Regions from separate parts of the Homo sapiens genome. Here region 1 is linked to region 2. A link is an interaction called in ENCODE POLR2A ChIA-PET data of the cell type or tissue named here. Cell type or tissue: CD4-positive, alpha-beta T cell. All regions are shown on one strand. Each heading gives the region's core, and the rest is flanking DNA. Links, peaks and the distances in the headings are about the cores only.

Evidence for each region. ChIA-PET counts read pairs that join two places held together with the same protein. Peaks named below come from ENCODE experiments on the same cell type or tissue, not always from the same donor. Only the 100,000 strongest peaks of a DNase experiment are listed, where the experiment ranks them.
Region 1: POLR2A ChIA-PET joins it to region 2 with 10 read pairs; 6 of 35 experiments call an interaction of 5 or more read pairs at or near these places.

What each region holds. Positions count from the first base shown.
Region 1 is chr1:36,363,568-36,368,939 of GRCh38, forward strand. The region is part of intron 1 of STK40 (serine/threonine kinase 40); the gene reads right to left. Among named protein-coding and RNA genes, the nearest start is that of STK40, 20 kb to the right of the region's middle. In CD4-positive, alpha-beta T cell, for the core only: no CTCF peak of the experiment used is centred there; DNase peaks (open chromatin) are centred at 2,924 and 3,684; H3K4me3 peaks cover 285 bases; H3K27ac peaks cover 2,903 bases.
Region 2 is chr1:36,221,423-36,226,794 of GRCh38, forward strand. It overlaps THRAP3 (thyroid hormone receptor associated protein 3), which reads left to right and starts at 3,021. Exons shown (of 12, transcript NM_005119.4): 1 at 3,021-3,083. RefSeq lists enhancers at 1,818-1,987, 2,198-2,497, 2,411-2,938, 2,898-3,107, 2,939-3,467 and a silencer at 2,648-2,767. In CD4-positive, alpha-beta T cell, for the core only: no CTCF peak of the experiment used is centred there; DNase peaks (open chromatin) are centred at 2,089 and 2,849; H3K4me3 peaks cover 2,991 bases; H3K27ac peaks cover 3,265 bases.

The sequences.
Region 1 (5,372 bases), core at 55-5,054, 140 kb after region 2:
AGGCCGAAGCGGGCGGATCACCAGGTCAGGAGAGCGAGACCATCCTGGCTAACACTGTGAAACCCCGTCTCTACTAAAAATACAAAAAAAAAAAAAAATTAGCTGAGCATGGTGGCGGGCCCCTGTAGTCCCAGCTACTTGGAAGGCTGAGGCAGGAGAATAGTGTGAACCTGGGAGGCGGAGCTTGCAGTGAGCCCAGATCACACCACTGCACTCCAGCCTGGGTGACAGAGTGAGACTCTGTCTCAAAAAAAAAAAAAAAAAGAATTAATAGTCACGCACATACAAGTATACATCTTGTCAGCCAAGCGCGGTGGCTCACACCTGTAATCCCAGCACTTTGGGAGGCCAAGGAGGGAAGATCACGAGGTCAGGAGATCGAGACCATCCTGGTTAACACGGTGAAACCCTGTCTCTACTAAAAATACAAAAAATTAGCCGGGTGTGGTGGTGGGCACCTGTAGTCCCAGCTACTCGGGAGGCTGAGGCAGGAGAATAGTGTGAACCCAGGAGGCGGAGCTTGCAGTGAGCTGAGATCGCACCACTGTACTCCAGCCTGGGTGACAGAGCAAGACTCCGTCTCAAAAGAAAAAACAACAACAACAACAAAAATATACATCTTGTCATACTTATCTGTCTCCCTCTGGATAAATTCCAAGAAGCAGAATTGCAGAGTCAAGTGGGGCACATTTAAAAAAAATCCCCATTAGGCTAATACAAGGGGGACATGTTTTTAAGGTATTTGACAGATGCTGCCAGGCTGCTTCCAGGATGGCTGTGCCAATTTACAGTCCAGTGAGTTCCAGAACTTACACCAGGACTGAGTTATTTCCTTACTCTTATAAATGGCTAATTGGGTGGCCAACAAAAAGCATAGCATTTTAAAATCCGTAATTCTTTCATTATTTCTGAGGTTGAATTTGTTTCATATGCTTACTGGCTGTGTCTATTATTTCTTTTATGAATTTCCTTTATATTCTTTTTCTATTTTTTACTGCTATGTATTAGTGTTACTGATTTTTAGAAACTCTTTCTATGTAAGGATGTAACTGACATATAGCTTTTTCATCTTTTTTTTTTAATTAAAAAAATAAAAAGAAATGGTTAAGGGCTGGGTGCGGTGGCTCATGCCTGTAATCCCAGCACTTTGGGAGGCTGAGGCGGGAGGATTGCTTGAGCCCAGGAGTTCGAGACCAGCCTGGGCAACGTTGCGAGACCCATCTCAATAAAATTAATATAACATTTACATTTTTTAAATTAAAATTAAAAATAAGGTTGACTTTTTATGTAGTTAAATATTTCTGTCTTTTCCTTTAGTTTGTTTTTGCTGATACTCCTGGAAGCCGTCTCCTACTCTGAGGACAGGTGTGTCTTCACCAGTAAGGTGAAATCCTCACATGCTATTGTTTTGGTCCTTATTCTTTTTTTTTTTTTTTTTTTTGAGACGGAGTCTCGCTCTTGTTGCCCAGGCTGGAGTGCAATGGCATGATCTTGGCTCACCGCAACCTCCGCCTCCCAGGTTCAAGTGATTCTCCTGCTCAGCCTCCCAAGTAGCTGGGATTACAGGCATGTGCCACCACACCCACCTAATTTTGTATTTTTAGTAGAGATGGGGTTCTTCCATGTTGGTCAGGCTGGTCTCGAACTCCCGACCTCAGGCGATACGCCCGCCTCGGCCTCCCAAAGTGTTGGGATTACAGGCATGAGCACCGCGCCCGGCCTGTTTTGGCCCTTATTCTAAACCCTAGGAGACTGACTATATGTGGTGCACCAGAAAGTAAGAGGGATGATCCATTGCACTGCAGGTCTAATCTACCAGGCTCCCAATTTGTTTTCAGAGCTGTGCCACTGGGGAGCACAGCCATGACTTAATTTTGAGAATAACTAGGATTGTGTAACTCACTGAGCCCCAACAGTCCCCAGATGGAGCAGAAGCCACAGTTAGGCTTGGCTGGGCCTTCTGCCAAAGAGGCTCATGCTGGAAGCAGATTCAGTGTCATTCACATAAAAGCAGAGAAGGGTAAAACTGCTTCTAGAAATATCTTTAAAAGCTGGGCAGTAATGTGTCTGGCACTGTGTTCCTGCTCTTTGCTTGCCTAACTCCTACGCATCCTTCTCAATCTAAGTATCACTTCCTCAGAGAAGTCTTCCTTGATAACCTCATGACCAGTGGGTCCCAGTTAGTCTCACTCATGGTGGTCTGTAATTTTCCTCCATAGTACTTTCCAGATTTTGTAACTATGTATTTATTTGTGTTTATATGCTTAATGTCTGCCCCCCTCCACCAGAAAAATTCCACCACAACTAAAAATTTCACAAGGAAAAACAAATGTATAAACATATATATAAAACCACTGCAGCCCACTGCCAGGCCCAGCAGATACTCCATGAGTGAACGGATACCTTCCCTCCAGCTGGTGACAGTCATTGCCAGGGTCGGCGGCCCTGGGCCTGTCCTGCGCTGCCCACTGCCTCCAATAGTAAGTTGGTATCACCACCCTTCTGATCCTGTTCTCTGTCTTCCCGGGAGCAGTAAGCCACCTCTTTCTTTCCCAGGTCCCTGGAGACCACCATGGAGGCGCGTAACATCTGTGTAGACGCTGCCTACGCGCCTACGCACAGGCATGGTCTAGACAACAGTTTGCAGGGAGCAGCTGCAGCACAGACAATCAGTGGGCTCAGCCTGACCCGCCCCTCCCCCATCTCAGGATTCGACTCAAGCAAATGGCGTGGGAACTGCTCCAAGACACAGGCCGACAGAAGGATGGCAACAGACGCGCAGGGAGATGAAAAAGATGCTTGTGGGGGAAGAGGGAGCAAGGCTGCCTCCCTTCCTGCCACCCCTTCATGCTACCCAGAGTTGACTGAAGCAAAGGAAGCGTCATGAAGAGGCAGGCCCAGAAAACCGGAAGCTGCTGCAGGCTTACTAGTAGGGTGAGCAAAGACACAGCTCCCAGGGACAGACCCCCCTTTCCCTGCCCCATCCTCCAATCATCTGGCTGTGCGTCCCTCCAGAGACACGCCTGCAAGTGGTCCACAAACACTCCTCTAGAGGGCCTGCTCAGAGGGATCCCGGCTTCACAGTGAGATCTGTGATGATGCCCCAGCTACTCTGGTCTCAGGAAGACTGGGAGCCCAGGTCCCCCCAGACACCTGGTCCTCAGGCTGGGGTGCATGGTCCACTACTCGGTGCCCCAGGAACTCAACAGTCCTTGCTTAGCAGTCTCCGGAGCTTTGAATCTGTTAACTCTTCTACATTCTTCTTCTTCTTTTTTTTTTTTTTTTGAGACAGAGTCTTGCTCTGTTGCCCAGGCTGGAGTGCAATGGCGCAATCTCTGCTCACTGCAACCTCTGCCTCCCGGGCTCAAGTGATTCTTCTGCTTCAGCCTCCCAAGTACCTGAGATTACAGGCATCTACCACCACACCCAGCTAATTTTTTTTTTTTTTTTTTGTATTTTTAGTAGAGACAGGGTTTCACCATGTTGGCCAGGCTGGTCTTGAACTCCTGACCTTAGGTAATCCGCCTGCCTTGGCCTCCCAAAGTGCTGGGATTACAGACATGAGCCACCACACCTGGCCAACTCTTCTACATTCTATCCTCACAAGTCAGCACCAGTCCCCTTAGAACCTGAACTCAACAGGAAGCTCAGAGAGGCAACAATGAGGGTGAGGGGAGGAGGCCAGGAAAGAGCAAGAGAGCCCAGCTGGCACTCCGCCGTCCGCAGGCTGTAGCTGTGCCTGATTCTGAAAGCAGGGGGTTCCATTGCTTTGCCAAGCCTGGGGAGCAACTGTGGGCCTCAGTGTGAGAGGGCCTCACCTGTGGGACAGCTCCCACTGCGTGGCCTGAGTAGGGGGTACCTGATCTTACTCTGTCAATTTGGGGCTAAAGTCATCTCACCCTAAAGCTACCAGGCAACGTGAGCCCAGATCTCCCAGCAAGGCAGTGAAAGCCAAGCCATCAGAGCCACATAAGGGTTCCAAGGCTGAAGATGCCCGGAGTCCAGTGGTATAGTGTGACCAGGTCCAGGAAAGCTGGCAGGGATAGCTCTACCCCATGGTTCCACCTGGTAGACACACCAATCTCCATAGGGATGAGGGGTACAAAGATGGCACTGAGCAGATGAAACGCCACCACTGATCTCCCCAGCTCAGTCTGTCCTCATGTCTACCCAACTACAAAGGAGCTGAAGCCTGGCCAAGGCATGGAGGGTCCCCCACTCTACACTGAGAAGCATCCCCACAGGCAGCCACATAGGAGCGCACACATGCTGGCAATTACCTACTTGACATACAGTAAGGGACTGTCCAGGATGAAGAGTCCGCCAGCCTCCCTGAATGGGTCTGTGGTCATGCTCCAGTTGGAGGTGAAGTGTGGGTGGTGGGGAGGAGTCTGGAATTCAGACCTGGTGCCTCCAGCTTAAGATCTCTTGGAGCAGGATTGCGGGAGGAGAGCAGAGCACATATATTGTGCTGTAAAACTTTTACTGCCGAAGGACATAGCTTCTGGGTGTGTGCACTGGTCAAAACAATTGAACAGCACAGTTAAAAGACATGTGAAATCACTGTGTGTAAATATACCTATATTTTTTAAAAGGCAAGCTGCAATCTTAACCAACTGGTCAAAGTTACTATCACCAATAACAGAACAAACTGGCATCACACACCTCCTAACATGATGCCCTTAATAAACATGTACTACTCATGCTATATATATATTTTTTTTCGAGACAGGGTCTTGCTCTGTCACCCAGACTGGAGTGCAGCTTCCACCTGCCAGGCCCAAGTGATTCTCCCACCTCAGCCTCCTGGGTAGCTGAGACTACTGGCACACATTACCATACCTGGCTAATTTTTAAAATGTTTTGTAGAGAGGAGGTCTTGCTATGTTGCATAGGCTGGTCTCGAACTCCTGGGCTAAAGTGATCCTTCCACCTTGGCCTCCCAAAGTGCTAGGATTACAGGCGTGAGCCACCACCCCCAATCTACTCATGCTATTTTTTTTTCCAAAAATGTATAATTTGAATCTAATCATGAAACAAACCCAAATTGAAGGACATTCACAATAGGCCTGTATGTTTCAAAAACATCCATGTCAGACAGTTAAAGAAAAGCTGAAGAATGATTCTAGATTAAAGGAGACTAAAGACATACAACAAAGAAATACAATGGGTGATCTGGGAGAAAAAAGGTATAAAAGACATGATTGGACAACTGGTAAAATCTGAATATAGACTGTTTATTAGATAATAGTATTGTATCAGTTAAATTTCCTGAACTTGCAAATTGCATTGTGGTTCTACAGGAGAATGCCCTTGTTCTTAGGTGATACATACTCAAGTGTTTTGGGGTGAAGGGTCATGAAGTCTGTAAC
Region 2 (5,372 bases), core at 121-5,120:
AAGGAAGAGTAAATGGATGGGGCAAACTTCATTGCTCTCTTATTATCAGAAACTGCCACATCCACCCCAACCTTCAGCAGCTATCACCCTAGTCAGTCAACAGCCATCAGCATAAAAGCAAGACCCTCCACCAGCAAAAAGTGACCACTTGCTGAAGGCTCAGATGACAGCATTTTTATTGAGACAGTTTTGCTCTTGTTGCCCAGGCTGGAGTGCAATGGCGCGATCTAAGCTCACTGCAACCTCCGCCTCTTGGGTTCAAGCGATTCTCGTGCCTCAACATCCCGAGTAGCTGGGATTACAGGCATGTGCCACCACGCCCAGCTAATTCTTTTGTATTTTTAGTAGCGACGGAGTTTCACCGTGTTGGTCAGGCTGGTCTTGAACTTTTTTTTTTTTTTTTTGAGACGGAGTTTTGCTCTTGTTACTCAGGCTGGAGTGCAGTGGCACGATCTCGGCTCACCGCAACCTCTGCCTTCTGGGTTCAAGCGATTCTCCTGCCTCAGCTTTCTGAATAGCTGGGATTACAGGTGCCCGCCAGCATGCCCAGCTAATTTTTTGTATTTTTAGTAGAGACCAGGGTTTCATCATGTTGGCCAGGCTGGTCTTGAACTCCTGACCTCAGGTGATTCACCAGCCTCGCCCTCCCCAAGTGCAGGGATTACAGGCGTGAGCCACTGCGCCTGGCCTTGGTCTCAAACTTCTGACCTCAGGTTATCCACCCGCCTTGGCCTCCCAGTGTTGGGATTACAGGTGTGAGCCACCACGCCAGGCTGACAGCATTTTTAAGTAATATTCTTTATTAAAGTATATATATTTTAGGTCATAACACTAGTGCACACAATAGACTACAGTATGATGTAAACATACTATATAACTTTAATATGCACTGGGAAACTTGGACTAACCTTACTGCAATCTTTGCTTTATTGTGGTGTTCTGGAACTGAACCTGCAATATTTGAGATATGCCTGTATTTCTTTTTTTCTTTTCTTTTTTTTTGAGACGGAGTCTTGCTCTGTCGCCCAGGCTGGAGTGCAGTGGCATGATCTCGGCTCACTGCAACCTCCACCTCCTGGGTTCAAGCGATTCTCCTGTCTCAGCCTCCTGAGTAGCTGGGATTACAGGTGCCCACCACCACGCCCGGCTAATCTGTAGTATTTTTAGTAGAGAACGGGTTTCGCCATGTTGGCTGGGCTGATCACGAACTCCTGACCTCAGGTGAGCTGCCCGCCTCGGTTCTCCCAAAGCGTTGGGATTACCGGCGTGAGCCACCGCGCCCGGCCTATGCCTGTATTTCTTAAAAGGGGAGCCAAAATTATGTATTTTGGTATCCATCTAGTTTACTACCGTGTTCCCAGTATTTTACACTGGGCATTGTATACAGTAGACACCCAGAAAATCTTTGAATTTAAAATTACATTGGTTCAGCCCCGTGGCTCACGCCTGTAATCCCAGCACTTTGGAAGGCCGAGGCAGGTGGATCACTTGAGGTCAGGAGTCTGATACCAGCTTGGCCAACGTGGCGAAACCCCGTCTCCACAAAAAGTAGAAAAATTAGCCGGGTGGTGGCATATGCCCGTAAAATCAGCTACTCAGGAGGCTTAGGCAGGAGAATCGCTTGAACCTGGGAGGCAGATGTTGCAGTGACCCAAAATCGCACCACTGCCCTCCAGCCTGGGCGACATAGGGAGAATCTCAATAAATAAATAAATAAATAAATAAAAATAAAATCAATTAAATTAGAACGTTTTAAGAAGCACTGCGCAGTACGTCGACCACAAGAAGTGCTCAAAGAAGGAAGAAAGAGTAAGCCGTGTGCAAGGAATGCTGCCGAAGCCACTAAGGGCAAGGGCTGATGTGGCGTGGTCTGCTACTTGAGTTGAGCCTTGCAGCTTTTCTCTTAGGAAGAGCATTAGATTTCTTTATTAATTGATGTGTACTGTGTCTACTTTTCTCTGGAGGTGCAGAAATCCATCAAAACTGATCTCGGCTCTCAAAGAGCTCACAGTCTTGTCGGGGAAGGCCCCGATACTTACAGAGTAAGATGCAAACTTACTGTGGGAACACAGGCATAGGGAGGAGCTAGTCAACTTTGAAAGCATCACAGATGACCTATGAGATGGGTCTTAAATGTTCAGAGACACTAGAGCAGAAATTCCGGAGGAAACCAGCCTGTGCAAAACTGATAAACGCAGAGATTCTCAAATTTGTAGGTGGGTAAGAATCACCCGAGAGATCGGTTTAAAATGTAGACTGCAGGGAGACACTCCCCGGTAAACTTTTGGTTCAATACCCCAGTAGCACCCATTTTAACAAACTTCCCAGGACGACAGTCAGAAAATCATAGTTACAGAAGGCAGGCTGGGGAGAGGCGGTTTCTGGGTCTCCGAATGAGGTCACACAATTAAAATTAAAAAAACGAAACCAAACCAACCCCTCCATTTGCGTTGCGCTTTCAGGGTGCTTGAGGCTTTCCTGTGCCTTACTTTGTCGGAGCCTGGCAACATCGCTGTGGGGTAGAAATTACAAGTCTCATTTCACAGGGGAGGAAACAAGTTTAGAGAGGAGGGATGAATTTGCTCAAGGTCACAAAGCGGAAGGGAGCGCAGCAGAGACCAAAAACAGGGAGACTCGACTTCCAACTCGGAAGCTTTTCAACAAGGCAAGCTGGCCCGGAGTGGGTGGGGCTCAGACTCTCCCTCCAGGCTGGTTCCAAAATGGTGGGGGCAGTGGCGTCAGCAACGCCCCCGCCCCTTCCGTCCACCGCCCTCCTCCATCTCCAGGCCACCCAGGCGGGGGGAGGGGACGGCCCCGAGCAACCCACGTGACCGCCGACAACCGAGCGCGTGACGCAAAGCGGCGGGCCCAACGCTCGCCTTGTCTTTTGGGAAACGTAGTTCTGATGGCAGCCAAGTCGGCCAGGAGAGGAGGGCGTAGGACTACATTTCCCAGGAGGCAGCGGGTCTACGCCGTCGCCGTCGTCGGAGAGCGGAGACGCTGGGCGCGCTGTGGGGCGGGGGCGAGGTTCGGGCTGGTTGTTCCGTTGCGAGCTGCAGCTGCGATCTCTGTGGTAGGCCCAGGTGAGTGAGCGCCTCTGATGGAAGTTAGGGCAGCTTAACCGGCTCTAGTGGTTTCGTCTCTTATCTTTTTTCCCCAGCTGCTGGTCAGGGGCTCGGGGAAGGCCTGGCGTGGAGTCGCTCCCCCCAGCTTACACCCTGGCCTCTTCTGAGCGGGCTCCGTTCCCTCCGGCTCCTCCCCTTCCCCGCCCTTTAGGTCTTCCCCTGGCCCCGGCCTAGCTCCCAAGGCTCTTGGTCGCCTTCTCTGCAGAGCAGCTCCTACGCCGCTTTATCTTGCAGTCGGCCTGGGGGCGGCCACTCCCTACTCCTCCCGTTTTGGTCGTATGAACCCCGTTATTTGGATTTCTTTTCCCGGAACTCCCGAGTGCCCTTCCCCCCACCCAGTCCCCATTGGCCTGGTTCGGTCTTCTCCTAGGGCGCATGTGGCTGCCACTCAGTAAATGTTAGTACCGCTTCCGTTCTTTCCAGCCTGGTGGCCAAAAACGGGATAGTCCAAATTTGTCTCCTACGGGAATATTAGAGTTCTCACTTTTTTCTTGGGCTGGAGCTGAGGCCGGCTTGCATTCCAGTGGCAATCGGCGTGAGTTCTGCTTATATGAGGTGAATTATTTTGCTTCTCTTAGCACCTAAGCAACTTTTATCAACTGTTGTCTTTGACTTTACAAATCTTAGGGGTGGAGCATGGCAGCAGAAGCTGGGGAGCAGCAATGGTGCACAGAAGTTGGAAGCCATCAGTGGCAGTACAGTGTTTATGGGGAATTTGTTACTTGGGGTGAAGGGAAAGCCTCTGAGAGTATAGAAGGACCTGGCAAGAGAGAGGCAGTGAAGCTTCTGTTGGGAGCATAACAGAAGTATCCTGAACCAGTTGGCTTGGGTTTAAATCTTGGCCCTGCTATCTTTTGATCTTAGGTCAAGAGTCTTCATCTCCAGCTGCCTCAGTTTTCTTATCACTAAAACAGCAGTAAGTAACAGTGACCCCTTTACAGGGTTATTGTGGAGACTAAATGAGATAAAATAAAAATCACTTAGCCACTGTTAAAAAGTAATATCATCATTTATAGGTTTTTTTTTTAGAGTGTGCGCCGAGAGAGATGAGGCGTGTATCACACCGTTATTTTTCTTCTGTTTCAGATGACCCTGACTTTTTTCGTTTGTGGAAGTACTGTTGTAGTCTGTTCTGTAATTCTAGACAGTCTGACGTGTGTATTATGATTTAGAAGCTTGTTAAATAGCCAAAACCGGCTCCTGCCATGAACAACTTGTGGAGCAAATCGGGCTCAGTTTGTTCTTTGCCGGGAGATGTATTTTGTGAGCCAATGTTCATACGTTAATGATAAGTTTTACTGCAGCCATTTGGGCTTAATTGCATTTTGTAAGAGAGTTGTGTTGAGGTTTCTGTAAGAAGTGATTTGATTAAAAACCTCTATATCCAGTGTAATTCCATCTCTTTGTTTTTTAAACGTTTTAACACCAGAGAAAGATCTCCAATTTTGGAGACTGATGTTTTTAGTTTTGTAGACTAGGTACAGTTCAATTTTAGCAGTGGTGATGGTAGTAGTAGTACCACCTTAGTGTATTTATTTAATACCAAATATATAGGTACTTTTAAATTTGGTTTAGCCTGCAAAATATGGATTACAAAAAGAGTGATCTATTTTGTTCCGAGGAATTGGAGGGAGGAAGCTTGGAATATTTCTGAGATTAGCACAGAGATGGGAAATGTTGATGACTGGGAGGGTACACAGACATACGATTTATTATTATTATTATTTTTTGAGACAAAGTCTCGCGCTGTCACCCAGGCTGGAGTGCAGGGGCACAATCTCGGCTCACTGCAACCTCCGCCTCCTGGGTTCAAGCGATTCTCCTGCTTCTGCCTCCTGAGTAGCTGGGATTACAGGTGTGTGTCACCACGCCTGGCTCATTTTTGTATTTGTAGTAGAGACGGGGTTTCACCATGTTGGCCAGGCTAGTCTTGAACTCCTGACTTCAGGGGATCACCTGCCTCGGCCTCCCAAAGTGCTGGGATTACAGGCGTAAGCCACCGCGCCCGGCCACGATTTATTATTTTTAGAATGGATAGTCCTAACCACTAAGCATTTTAGGGCGCTACCCTGTTTCTGTAGGGCATATTGACATCCTGAATGCAAGGAAGTCTGGTTAATGCTATTCTCTCAAATACAGGGTTTTGGTGGATTTTTTCACACATATTCTATAAACATCTAAGATCTGTTCACTGTTTGACTCTGGTTGATTGGGTAATTTATTCAACAAATACTACTTGAGAGCCTG